Regions from separate parts of the Homo sapiens genome. Here regions 2 and 3 are each linked to region 1. A link is a contact called in ENCODE Hi-C data. All regions are on one chromosome and are shown on one strand. Each heading gives the region's core, a stretch centred on a gene start or an enhancer-like site at or near the end of the contact. The rest is flanking DNA. Distances are from core to core; before and after follow the strand shown. Region 1 holds the start of ZNF234 (zinc finger protein 234). Region 2 holds the start of ZNF571 (zinc finger protein 571). Region 3 holds the start of ZNF570 (zinc finger protein 570).

Region 1 (4,518 bases), core at 1,200-3,699:
AAAAAATTATTAATCTACATGTCATTTAATTTAACAAGACTGCGTTCTGAGTCCATATTGATAGAATATTTACTTTTGAATGAATGAATAAGCAAACAGGGGAACAGGGGATGCTGGTCTTTACAGTATGTTGCCCACTAACAAGTATATCTACTCATAAAAATTAATTTTATTTTATTTTAATTTATTTGAGACAGAGTTTTGCTCTTGTTGCCCAGGCTGGAGAGCAGTGGTGCAATCTTGGCTCACTGCAACCTTCTCCTCCTGGGTTCAAGCGATTCTCATGCCTCAGCCACCAGAGTAGCTGGGATTACAGGCGCGCACTACCACATGTGGCTAATTTTTGTATCTTTAGTAGAGACGGGTTTTCTTTTTTTTTTTTTTTTCTTTTTCTGAGACAGAGTCTTGCGCTGTTGCCCAGGCTGGGGTGCAATGGCGCAATCTCGGCTCACTGCAAGCTCCGCCTCCCGGGTTAACACCATTCTCTTGCCTCAGCCTCCCAAGTAGCTGGGACTACAGGTGCCCGCCAACACGCCCGGCTAATTTTTTGTATTTTTAGTAGAGACGGGGTTTCACCATGTTAGCCAGGATGGTCTTGATCTCCTGACCTCGTGATCCGCCCGCCTCGGCCTCCCAAAGTGCTGGGATTACAGGCGTGAGCCACCGCGCCCGGCCAGAGACGAGTTTTTGTCATGCTGGCCAGGCGGGTCTCAAACTCCTGGCCTCAAGTGATCCACAGGCCTTGGCCTCCCAAAGTGCTGGGATTACTCGGGCTGTGACCCTGAGTGCCTCAGTTCCATAACTCAGGACTCAGGCATGACCCACCATGCCCTGCCCTCTTATACTATTTTTGCAACTTTTCTATAGACTTAAAATTATATAATTACTGTGTTAAAGTTTTTTTAAAAAATCAGGAAATAGTCATAGGAGAAATAATAATGAGAAGAATAAGAATGAGCATGATAGAATATGGCAGGTCACTAGTTTATTATCTCTTTATCTGGAAATTTCCATGGATAAGCAGATAAATAGAAAAACATTGAGAAATGTATAATAAAAATTTTGTAAAACATTTATAAGTAATATAAACATGGAACCACTAAAACAAAATGCATTAGAAATTTAACCATTACTATCTTTACATCCTGATTTCATAGGTAATTACAATTTTTGTATCTTCGTATTTCTGTAATTTCTGAATGCTTCACAGTGATACGGTTCTATTAGAATGTGAAATATTTGTAATAAATGAAACAAAATAGTTGACAGTTTTTAAAAACTGAGAAAACTCCAAGGCAATTAGCCTTGCTCTTAAGGTCCTTTAATCAAGTTCTAACTTACTTTCCCCACCTGAGTACAGCTAGTTCCTCTGCCTCAATGAGAATATATCCAAGAGATGATCAACTCGGGCTCTGACCCTGAATGCCTAGGTTCCAACCCAAGTTTCACCTCTTACTACTTGGATGACCAGTACCTCTCCACAGAGTCACGTTGCGGCTTAAACGTATCTAATTGTATAAATCCCCTAGAATTGAAGTTAGCAATTAAGGCTTAATTATTATAAATGCCCATGCCCTATTACACATGCTACAAAGATACAGTCTCTGTAAAAGAAAAATGACAAGTCACACTCACGTGGAGCTTTGCTTTCAGTAGCCAAGAAGTCAGTCCGCGCAGTCCTTTTTCAGGCTGGGGAAGGAGAAAGCTGTGAAACATCCTGACTGGGTCGCTGTCCCTGAGAAAAGTTAAATGCTCCCCTCCCTTCGTGGAAGTGGACGCAACCCTCGCCTGCCTAAAAAGAGGTCAGAAGGCGTCCGGGATCGTCCAGCGTCCTGCAGGGATCAGAGATAAGGGCTGAGGCCCCTGCTGCTGGAGCTCTGACCCCACCGGGGGACCTAACAGGTTTCGTGGGAAAGTAACAAGAAACCACCACTCACCAAGTGACAGGGACTGTTTGTGTTGTGTAACCTATTCCAGTTACCAAAACGATTCTACAAAGATGGTCCTAACGTCCCCATTTTAAAGAACAGCAAGGAGAGGCCCAGGGAGATTAACACGCCAACCTTGCACTGTAAAAAAGTGACTGCGCGCCTGGAGTGCAGGGAGGCGGAGTGGGCGAGCTCAGAGCCCCGGAAACCCTCAAACCAGGCGAGACGCGACCCAACCAAGTCCCAATGCCCCCCGCCTCCCGCCGCGGGACACGAGGGGAGCCCCAGCCCAAGAAGGCTCCGCTGACACAACAAAAGCCGCCGCCCTCGCCCCACCAAACCTCTGCTCTCCCACGAGGCTTCTTTTCCCATAACCGGACCACCAGGTCCCAGCGAGCCCCAATCTTAAGTCCCTGACATTAGGAGGGGCCCGCGAGTCGCGGAACTGGAAGAAACTACCGTGGAATGTGCCGTGACAATCGCCCCCTCTTCCCTGGAGCGGAAGTGCCCGCGACTCCACTGATTGGCGGGACTACATTTCCCAGAATTCCCCGGATCCCCCTGCGTGGGTCAAATGGACCACGACTCCACTGAGCGTTTGGATTACACTCAGAATGCTGAGGGAAAAACGTTCAGAATCTCACCCTTCAGGGAAAAGCGATGGGACTCCGCGGTGCTCCTTGCCTACGATTCCCGCACTGCCCATGGGGAACGAATCCTATATCGCTGAGCGCTTGGTAGGGAATGTGGACTGTGACCCTGAGAGTCGTCCTTCCCTCTGCCTGAGTCCTTGAGCGAAAATATTGAATAGACAGCAATTCCTGAAGTCTAAACGCCTCCCAGGACTACGGAGGATTATTGGAAAGAGAACAAGCGAGGAGATACAATCTTCAAGGACTAAATGGGGAATGACTTTTTAGGGGTCAGTAGATGATTGATGATTGATTACTATAAACTGATAATATGAGGCCAAAACTAAAAGTTGGAAGAGTGAGCAAGTACAATGGTTTGGGAGAGGCAATGAAGAACAAAGAAGGTGCCAGCCCCTACTCCAGACGCTGTGGTACCACTGGTTTGGCAGGAAAAACAATCATCATTTGAGAGGGCCAGTGGGGAAGCCCTGTCCTCATGGAAAAGCTATCTTCTTTCGTTTACACTTTTCATGGTATTATGTCTACTGAAGAGGTAAAAACACCAAATTTCAGAGAAGCTCTTAAATTGCCCAATACTTCAAAGCAAGTATAACTGGTGAAGCGCTTGGCATTGATGTCAGACACCCAATGCCTATGATTTATTTAATGCAGTAGCATTAAGGAGGATCCTATACGTGAAGGAACATATTTTATTTTCTTCCTTTATATTTTTTGGTTAAAATATCGTCATTATAGTTAGCAATTTGGAATCTGGCTTACATTGGTTGATACAAATAAATAATAGAATAAAGCAAAATCAGAAAAAAACCCATCTAAAATCTTTCTTCAAGATAACCAGGGGCTGGGTGCGGTGGCTCACGCCTGTAATCCCAGCACTTTGGGAAGGCCAAGGCGGGCGGACCATGAGGTCAAGAGTTCGAGACCAGCCAGGAGAACATGGTGAAAACCCATATCTACTAAGAATACAAAAATTAGCCGGGCATGGTGGTGCGTGCCTGTAATTCCAGCTACTCGGGAGACTGAGGTAGGAGAATCGCTTGAACCTGAGAGGCAGAGGTTGCAGTGAGCCGAGATCATGCCACTGCACTCCAGCCTGGGCGACAGAGCAAGACTCTGTCACGGAAAAAAAAAAAAAAAAAAAGATAACCAGATTTTTTTCTCCCCATAAACATACATTGGCCTATTGATATGGTTTAGATCTGTGTCCCCACCCAAATCTCATGTTGAAATGTAATCCCCAGTGTTGGAGTTGGGGCCTGGTGGGAGGCGATTGGATCACCGGGGAGGTTTCTAATGGTTTAGCACCATCCCTCTAGTGCTGTTCTCCTGATAGAGTTCTCATGAGATCTGCTTGTTTAAAATTGTGTAGCATCTCACTCCTCGCTCTTTTCCTCCTACTCTGGCCATGTGAAGTGCTGGCTCCCTAGTCGCCTTGCAGCATGGTTGTAAGTTTCCTGAGGCCTCCCCAGAAGCTGAGCTGATGCTGCCATGTTTCCTTTACAGGCTGCAGGACTCTGTGTGAGCCAATGAAACCTCTTTATAAATTACCCAGACTCACGTATTTCTTTATAGCAATGGGGGAATGGACTAATACACTTATCAATCTATATTTTTGTTTTTTAAAAAATGAAGTCTCACATTCTAGATTCATTTTATAAACTAAAAAAATACCTTTTCACAATTGTGTTTACATAAAAACAAGGTTACTATGCTAACCACACAATGCCACACATCCCCCTCTTTGAAAATTGACTGACTGCTATTTCTATACTAGTTACAGCTGTATTGTTGCTCTAGTCGGCCCTTCCAAATGACAAAATTTATTGAGATGCTCCATCTCGGCCAGGCGCAGTGGCTCACGCTTGTAAACCCAGTACTTTGGGATGCCAAGGCCAGCGGATTACTTGAGGCCAGGAGTTTGAGACCAGCCTGGCCAA
Region 2 (4,539 bases), core at 338-2,837, 6.5 Mb after region 1:
GTGAGCTATAACTGCACCACTGCACTCCAGCCTGGGTGAGACAGTGAGAGCCTGTCTCTTTAAAACAAACAAATACAGTATCTGCAAAGTGCAATAAAATGATGCACAATAAAATGAGGTATGCCTACATTATCATTAATGTTGACGCGAATATCTTCAAACAAGAGGGAAGAAAGTGCATTTGTCTATAAAAGGGCAACACAACAGATCCTCGAGGTGATGGAAATGATCTATCTTGACTATCAATGTCAACATCCTGGTTGTCATATTATACTACAGTCCTGCAAGATGTTGTCATTGGAGAAGACTAAGTTGAAGATAACACACAATGTCTCTATTATTTCTTACAACCTCATATGAATCTACAATCATCTCAAATTTAAAAAAAAATTTAAGGAAGTTTTAAGAATTTCATTTTCAAATATTTGCTAGATGAATTAAGTTTTTACCCCCTTCAAATCTTGAAGGCAAATTAATGCTCCAGGTTGTACTGTTCAATAGGAAGACTATTAGCCATATATAGCTGTTTACATTTAGATTTATTAAAATTGAACACAATTTAAAAAATTCGTTCCTCAGTCAAACCAGCCACATTTCAATTTCTCAATAGCCATATGTAGCTAGTGGCTACTATATTGGAGAGCACAGATATAAAAAATGGAACTCAGTTTTGCAGAAATTCCTATTAAAAAGCATTGTTCCAAAGCGTTACACGACTGACACCCTCACTTTACAGGTGAGAAAACTGAAGCCAGGAGATATCACTATAATACAGCGCTGCACACAATCGTGCTCATTCTCACCATATTATGCTCACACACTTCTTTCCCCACATTCACTGCCACAGGCGAACTCTCAATGAATCATTCACTACATTTATATAATTTCATGGGAATCTATTTTAAATTCATGACCATGCAAAGAAAAATCAATTTCTTACAGGTTATAAGATACTCAGTCGCAGGCTGAATCTGATTAAACAGACATCAGTCACCCTCAAAGCTATAATCAAACCATTCCCAAGACCCTTCCGCACACAATACTAAATGCGCCACTAATAGCCTCAAGCATAATCTGACGCACATCACACAGGCATGGCCACTACCCACTCTGCACCCACAGAGGACACTCGGACACGCGCGCGCACAGACCCACACACACACGCACACACACACACATGGCCGCAAAGAATGCGTCACACTTCCGAACCCCGTTGAGCAGCAACCCGGTATCGTGGCCACTGCGTCACGGCCAGAGCTGTCAGAGAGAAATCCAGACCTTACCTGACAGCCTTTTGCAGCTCTTCTAGCCCGGGATGACATTCCCCTGAAGGCACCACGGCAAGACTCAACCTCTTTGTGTGAGATTCTCTGGAATTTCTGGGGCGTTACTTGAGTATAATGAAATAGGGTAGGCTCGGACCATAGTAGGGTAAGTCCCACAGTTCGAGCAAGGGAGCCTCAGGGATCGTTCTGTTCTGGAGCGCCGGACCCGATCTTAGCTGCTGGGCCTGCGCAGACACGATCCGGCCGGTTTCCAGTTGTAGACTACATTTCCCGAAGGCCCCCGCGTCGCTGCGCAACGTCGTACACTTACGCTGTTATGTCTTGACGCACGGAGCTTGTCTGCGCCGGCCAGGTGAGTGGGCGGCCTCACCGGGAACCGCTCGCAGCTTTTGGGTTGCTTCATCGAAAAAGTAGTTCTTGTATGGTGCTGGGAATACCGGTGTCCTGGCTGGGGCTCGGTGCTGACAGGAACGGGACGGTGCTCTGGCTAATTACTTATGGAAGTCGGCCTTGCGCTTGCGGAGGGGTGTCGGCACCGTCACTTTGGTTCTGGCAGTGGCGGGGGTGTGGTGCTGCTAGTTGTGTTCCTCCGCACCGAATTTATGAGTGTGCCCCTGGAGCCCCTGCCGCGGACAAAATCGGCACCATAACTTTGGGATAGGGAGGCTAGAAGGAGGCGGGTGTTACTAGTAGTGTTCCTCCGCCCTGGACGTGTGCGTGTGCGCTTGTGCGGCCGCGGGGTGGGCTCACCTGCCGCCTGTTAATGCTCCTAGCGCTTGGCCCCTCCCGGGCCGCAGTACTCCTCGTGTGACACGGACATCATTAAGCCAGCTGAGAATCGTGCGGTTACAGCTGCTGCAGTTTCTTTGCAGAGTAAGAGGCTCTTTTTGAAGTTTCCCTGATGGTGAGGCTTTACCCCTGGAAGTGTCTTAGGAAGAAGACCACTGTTAAAGATGTCCTATTCTAGCTTGACAGCCCTGTGGGGAAGACTAATCCCTTTCTAGAGGTTGGTGTTATCCTAAATTGTTTCGTCTGCTCCGAGAGCTCTGATGTTCTATGATGCTTATTTCTTTTCTCGGTTCTGCGTTTTCCAAGAGAGGCACCCAGAGGAAAAGAATATCGCACTTCTGAAAGTCTTGTGTGAAGTTCCTGTTTTCTTTCTAACCTCAAATTTCTTCCTTTCCGAAACGTTTTCTACCTCCAGCAACATCTTCCTAAGGAAGAACCAGCCATGCTAGTGACTGGTCCTTAGGCACCCCATAAATGATGCTGCGGGGATGGGATCATCAGTTTAGCTCTACTCCCCAGCCACACTACACCTCTCCTTTCCACCCAATGATACAGCAGTCCTTTCTGGTCTAAGATTTTTTTGTTTGTTTGTTTGCTTTTTGAGACGGATTCTCGCTGTGTCGCCCTGGCTGGAGTGCGGTGGTGCGGTCTCGGCTCACTGCAAGCTCCGCCTTCCGGGTTCACGCCATTCTCCTGCCTAAGCCTCCCGAGTAGCTGGGACTACAGGCGCCCGCCACCATGCCCGGCTAATTTTTTGTGTTTTTAGTAGAGACGAGGTTTCACCGTGTTAGCCAGGATGGTCTCGATCTCCTGACCTCGTGATCCACCCGCCTGGGCCTCCCAGAGTGCTGGGATTACAGGCGTGAGCCACCGCGCCTGGCCTGGTCTAAGGTTTTGATGAAAAATAACTGTACTTTCTGGGGGAAATTTGAAGAGTTTTAAAATTTTAACTTTATTGTGGATGTTTTCAAGCAGGCTAAAGAATAATACGAACCCCAACATGTTCAACACCTAGCTGTAATTAAAAACATTTGTAAATACCTTTGTATCAATCCTTCCCCGTTTTTTCCTATAGTATTTCAAAATTGTATTTTATCCTCTTATAAGCATATATTACCAAAAAGGACATTATATTTTAAAATAACCATGATGCTGTTATACCAACATAAAAAAAAAAACTAACAATAAGTTTAAAACAATAAATTTGTTTCTTATGTTGGTGTAACAGCGTGGTGGTTATTTCATAATCTTGTATACCCCCATATTCAGATTTTCCCAATTATTTCAAAGACATATTTTTACAATAGGTGTGTTCAAATCTGGATCCAGATAGAGTCCACACATTGCATTTGGTGGCCAAACCTGTTAAACTTACTTAATGCATGATAGTTTCCCTCCTGTGTTTTGTTTTGGTTTAATTGGTGCTGTTGATTTGTAGAAAAACTAGATCATCTGTCCCGTAGAATATTCTGTATACTGCTTTTAGCTAATTGCTTCTTTGTACTGTCTTATAATTTGTTTTCCGTTCCTTCATATTTCTGTAAACAGGCAGTTAGATCTAGAGGTTTGATGGAATTTGGATCAGATTTTCCCTAAATCACCTTTAATTCATAGTTGGTGCTGTGTACTTCCTATTACATCACATCATGAGGCCCTTACAGTCTGATGTCCCACTTTCAGTGATGTCATATTGATGTGTTTAAATGCTGTCCATTTAATCCTTTCCTTTTTTTCACCTAAAGCATGCATTCTCAATGAGGGTGGAGGATATCACCTTCCAAGTGGGTGAAACTTGGTTTTTGAGAAGGAAGAGGACAAAAACTCATAGGTATTACAATGATCTGTGGTCCTCCAAAGGGCCACAGTACATAAACATATATACAGTATATCTATGGTAATAAAATTTCATGAGAGTGGTGGCTATTAGAGAAAAGTATCTAAAAAGGTTCCTAGGGATATGACCGTGAAAAATTTTAGAAGGATTGAGAAGCACTGACCTAAAGGTTATAACGTCCACTTATGATTGATACCAAGATCCATTCTTTATTTTTTTTTCCTCACTCTGTCGCCCAGGCTGGAGTGTAGTGGTGTGATCTCAGCTCACTGCAGCATCCACCTCCCAGGTTCAAAAGGTTCTTCTGCCTCAACCTCCCGAGTAGCTGGGATTACAGGCATGTGCCACCACACCTGGCTAATTTTTGTATTTTTAGTAGAGACGGGGTTTCACCATGTTGCCCAGGCTGGTCTGCAACTCCTGACCTCGAGTAATCCACCCACCTCAGCTTCCCAAAGTGCTGGGATTACAAGTGTGAGGCACCGCGCCTGGCCCATTCATTAACAGTTATATATGGTGATTAAAAAAAAATTCTCTCAATTCCTCCTGTATTCATTAGTTACAGTTCTTCTATATATAAGAACTTTTTTTCATCAAGTATTTGGTTATCTTAAAATACGGTTCATGGCC
Region 3 (4,739 bases), core at 2,193-4,692, 6.7 Mb after region 1:
GACTTTCTCCTTCAGTTACCACCCATTTCTTTCCTTCTTTTTTTTTTTTTTTTTTGAGACAAAGTTTCACTCTTGTTGCCCAGGCTGGAGTGCCATGGCACCATCTCAGCTCACCGCAACCTCCACCTCCCAGGTTCAAGCGATTCTCCTGCCTCAGCCTCCTGAGTAGCTGGGATTACAGGCATGCGCAACTACGCCCGGTTAATTTTTTGTGTTTTTAGTAGAGACGGGGTTTCTGCATGTTGGTCTGACTGGTCTCGAACTCCCGACCTCAGGTGATCCGCCCACCTCGGTCTCCAAAGTGCTGGGATTACAGGCGTGAGTCACCGTGCCCAGGTCTCTCCTTCTCTTATAGCTAAACTTTTTGAAAGAGTTGTCTATGCTTTCTATTACTTCCACCCACCCCCGCCTATAAATAATGACATCATACAACTTATGTATTAACAAGATCACTTTGGCTGCTCCATTGAGAACAGACTAAAAAGAACAAGAGTAGAGGTAGAGAGAGAAGTTAGGAGAGTACCACAGTAACACAGGTGAGAGATGATGGTACAGAACATAATGGAAGCAGTGGTGATAGTAAAAAGTTCTCTGGGCCGAGTGCGATGGCTCATGCCTGTAATCCCAGCCTTTGGTAGGCCGAGGCAGGCGGATCACAAGGTCAAGAGATAGAGACCATCCTGGCCAACATGGTGAAACCCTGTCACTACTAAAAATACAAAAATTAGCTGGGCATGGTGGCACGTGCCTGTACTCAGGAGGCTGAGTCAAGAGAATCGCTTGAAGCAGGGAGAGGCATAGGTTGCAGAGAGTTGAGATTGTGCCACTGCACTCCAGCCTGGGTGACAGAGTGAGACTCCATCTCAAAAAAAAAAAAAAAAAATAGTAGTCTGATTCTGGATGTATTTTGAAGTCTCTAATTTCCTGATAGAAGATGTTTAGCTTAAGCAATGGAGCCAGGAAGTACGTTAAGAGTTTCCTAGTTGAGTTCCCTAATTCTATCCTTGTCCCATTCAGTTTACTCTCAGTAGCAACCAGAGTGATGCTACCAAAATGAAAATCAGTTCATGTCACTCATGTTCCAAAACCGCCAATGGCTCATTTCACTCCATTTGTAAGATGTTTGCATTTGACATATCTCTTATGCAACCAAATGAAGATGTAGGCAGTCAGGTATACAAGTCTAGAGTTCAAGAGAGAGGTCTGGGCTGTACACAATTTGGTAGTTGTTGGCATATACATGGTATTTGAGGCTATGAGACAGGATGAGATCACCAGGGTAGTAAGTGTAGAGAACAGGATGAGGGACTAAGACCTGCGACACCCAGTGGTAATGGGTGCTTACTAAAAATTAGAATGAATGAACGTTTTTGGTTAGAGACTAGAGTGAGGAAGTTGGTCTGTATCGGGTATCTGAGGGAACAGTATCCCAGGCAGAGAGAATAGCAAGTGCAAGGCCATGCATTAAGAATGCATGGGTGCAGTGGCCGGGTGCGGTGGCTCACGCCTGTAATCCCAGCACTTTGGGAGGCCAAGGCGGGCGGATCACGAGGTCAGGAGATCGAGACCATCCTGGCTAACATGGTGAAATCCCGTCTCTACTAAAAATACAAAAAATTAGCCAGGCGTGGTGGTGGGCGCCTGTAGTCCCAGCTACTTGGGAGGCTGAGGCAGGAGAATGGTGTGAACCTGGGAGGCAGAGCTTGCAGTGAGCCTAGATCGTGCCACTGTACTCCAGCCTGGAGACAGAGCAAGACTCCGTCTCAACAAAAAAAAAAAAAAAAAAAATGTACTCACTGGCCAGGCATGGTAGCTCACGCCTGTAATCCCAGCACTTTGGGAGGCCGAGGCAGGTGGATCACCTGAGGTCTGGAGTTTCAGACCATCCTGGCCAACATGGTGAAACCCCGTCTCTACTAAAAATACAAAAATTAGCTGGGCGTGATGGCGCACACCTATCGTCCCAGCTACTCGGGAGGCTGAGGCAGGAGAATCGTTTGAACCCAGGAGGTGGATGTTGCCGTGAGCCATATTGCGCCACTGCACTCCAGCCTGGCAACAGAGTGAGACTCTGTCTCAAAAAAAAAAAAAAAAAAAAAAAAGAATAAATAAGAATGTACTCACCACATTACAAGGAAGCTAGTGTTGCTGGAACTGAGTGACTGAGTTAAAGACAGGATGAGAAAAATTAGATGAAGTCAGAGGGACAGTCAGGGACCAGATTATGCAGGGCCCTGCAGGTCAAGACAAGGACTTACGCGTTTATCTTGAATAAGATGGGAATCCAATGGAGAGTGTTGATAAGGGACATGACTGGTTACCCAGAAACGTTTCAGCAGAAGGAAAATTAGTACCTGCTTGTTTTGAAAAGCAGACAGGTATTCAGGAAATCGAGAAAACACCAACACACCTGGTACATGGCTTTAAGAAGCCCAACAGCCATTCTTTCTTCCTCCTGGCTCTTCTCTTGGGAAATAGCAGTGGCCTCAGATGACTGAGATGGGGAAAAGAACATGAGAAACTAGACTTTTCTTGCAGCATCCAGAATCACCAGTCTAGACTTTTTAGGATTCTCTTTCCTCCTCTTGCAACCTTCCCTCCAATAGAGAGAGCATAATGGAGACCTAGGAATTTGTTTGCATACAATTTAACTGATGCCTAAATCATTTCCCAATTCCTTAGGTTAACAACAGATGTTCTAGGCTTTACAAATACAGACTCAGAGGAATGTAAGTTTTCACATAAAGACACAGAACTAACAAATAAGAGCACCAAGATCAAATAAAAGAGGACCTGACCCCACAATCCTCCTCTCCAATAAATCAGTGATTCTGAAACTTGGTGGCACATTGATATGACTTGGGCTGGCTTTAAAAGCCTCTCCGTGGCACACAGTCTCTCACTCAATCCCCCACATAATCAGAGTCTGAAAAACTACAGTGCCAACCACCGTCTTACCCACGCCACAGTCAGAGGCCATGGGTATGGACTGCCTCACACGGGCACCCTTTCCCATACCGGCAAGGCTCAGCCACCAGGGTATCTATCACAAGCGACAATCTCACAACCCAGTCACAAAGAAGCCGCGGGTATCGGCCCAACAAGGTGCAGCGAACAGTCGCCCGCTCCCGCCTCAACTCACAGCCTCACATTCCACGGTGCCATTGACTTCCTCGCACCCAGTCACACAGGACGTGGACAGGCACACGGGGTGACAGCCTCGCACTGAACGGTACCAACCTCCACTCGCACCGGAGTCACACAGATGGCCTGCGACGAGCTTCCGGAGACCCACACGCCACTCCTCAGCCCACTCCCGACCTGCAGAACAGAACTGGTGGAAGATCTCCTTCCTGCCCCGAAGGCTCGGGGAATCTGCACTCGGGTCTCACCGCTACCCTTAGTTGGATGGAACCCAGCCCTTACGGGCCCGGAAAGAAGCGCCTCAGCTGCCTCCGCCCCCGGAGGACACAAAGGGGCCGCCGGCCCAACTCCCGCGGGGTCCGCTGGGAAACGTAGTCCGGAGTAGAAAAGGTCGCGGCGTCGCAGTGTCTGGCAGCAGCGGTGCAGCTCCGCGCAGGGTTTGTAACACGGCCTCCTCCCCACCAGGTCCTCCCACACTGGCCTCTCCCCGGCCTTCCAGAGAGCCCGAAAGTCCGGATTCCCTGCAGCTCCGAGCCTGGCCCGGTCACAGGGACGGGGCCCAGCGTCACACTACACGGGCTGGTGTGGAAGTGCGCAGGCACAAGCGCTCTGCGCGCCTCCCTTAGCAACCAGGGCGGGGAGTTGAGAATCGCAGGTTGGCCGCAGGGAAAAGGTTTGTGCGTGGGAACGCGCTAGTGGCGCGTCTACTCAAAATGGGTGGGAGGCGAATTCCTAGAATTGTGCTGGATACCCGAAAAAAATTGGGAGGGGAGCGGGGTGGGGGGGATGCAGGGTGGTAAACTGCGCAAGCGCACTACACTCCTGGCAGTCTCCCACCCGCTACCCTCAGCCTGGCACGGTGGCTCACGCCTGTAATCCCAGCACTTTGGAAGGCCAAGGTGGGCAGATCACGAGGTCAGGAGTTCGAGACCAGCCTGACCAACATGGTGAAACCCCGTCTCTACTAAAAATACAAAAAAATTAGCCGGGCGTGGTGGCACGCGCCTTAAGTCCCAGCTACTCAGGAGGCTGAGGCAGAAAAATTGCCTGAACCTGGGAGGCGAAAGGAGGCGGAGGTTGCAGTGAGCCGAGATCGCGCCACTGCACTCCAGCCTGAGCGACAGAGCAAGACTCCGTCTTAAAAAACAAACAAACAAAAACCTCGTGACCTCAAATGATCCGTGCGCTTTGCCCACCCAAAGTGCTGGGATCACAGGCGTGAGCCACCGCGTCCGGCCTATTATCTCTTTATTAAAGGTATTAAGACCGGCCCCGTGCGGCTCATGCCTGTAATCCTAGCACTTTTTGAGGCCCAGGCGGGAGGATCGCTTGAGCTCAGGAGTTCGAGAGCAGCCTGGGCAACATAGCGAGACCTTATCTCTACTAACAAACAAACAAAAATCAGCCGGGCGGAGTGTCCCTTGATTGTGGTCCCAGTTACTCGGAAGGCCGAGGCAGAGAATCGCTTGAGCCCGGGAGTTCGAGGCTGCAGTGAGCCAACATCGCGCCGCTGCACTCTCCAGCCTGGGCAACAAAGTGAGGCTCTGCCTCAAAAAAAACAAAACAAACAAAAAAAAAAAAACACGAAAGGCATA

The links. Hi-C counts contacts between places; a loop is a spot of excess contacts on that map. Pooled maps may share reads with other maps.
Region 2: a loop to region 1 is called in a pooled map, with 11 times the contacts of the local background. The contact joins the promoter of ZNF571 here to the promoter of ZNF234 in region 1. A Hi-C loop is called at or near these places in 6 of 50 pooled maps.
Region 3: a loop to region 1 is called in a pooled map, with 15 times the contacts of the local background. The contact joins the promoter of ZNF570 here to the promoter of ZNF234 in region 1. A Hi-C loop is called at or near these places in 4 of 50 pooled maps.

Annotation. Positions count from the first base shown.
Region 1 is chr19:44,139,485-44,144,002 of GRCh38, reverse strand. ZNF234 (zinc finger protein 234) reads right to left here and starts at 2,449. Exons shown (of 6, transcript NM_006630.3): 1 at 2,270-2,449; 2 at 1,636-1,689. RefSeq lists enhancers at 1,962-2,011, 1,677-2,267, 2,022-2,421.
Region 2 is chr19:37,591,840-37,596,378 of GRCh38, reverse strand. It overlaps ZNF571 (zinc finger protein 571), which reads left to right and starts at 1,587. Exons shown (of 4, transcript NM_016536.5): 1 at 1,587-1,638. ZNF540 (zinc finger protein 540) reads right to left here and starts at 1,503. Exons shown (of 5, transcript NM_001172225.3): 1 at 1,284-1,503. RefSeq lists enhancers at 1,026-1,075, 1,306-1,425, 1,466-1,665, 1,262-1,944, 1,896-1,945 and 2 more.
Region 3 is chr19:37,468,059-37,472,797 of GRCh38, reverse strand. It overlaps ZNF570 (zinc finger protein 570), which reads right to left and starts at 3,442. Exons shown (of 5, transcript NM_144694.5): 1 at 3,241-3,442; 2 at 2,411-2,494. The coding sequence starts at 2,443. It also overlaps a transcript of ZNF569 not described here. RefSeq lists an enhancer at 3,268-3,767.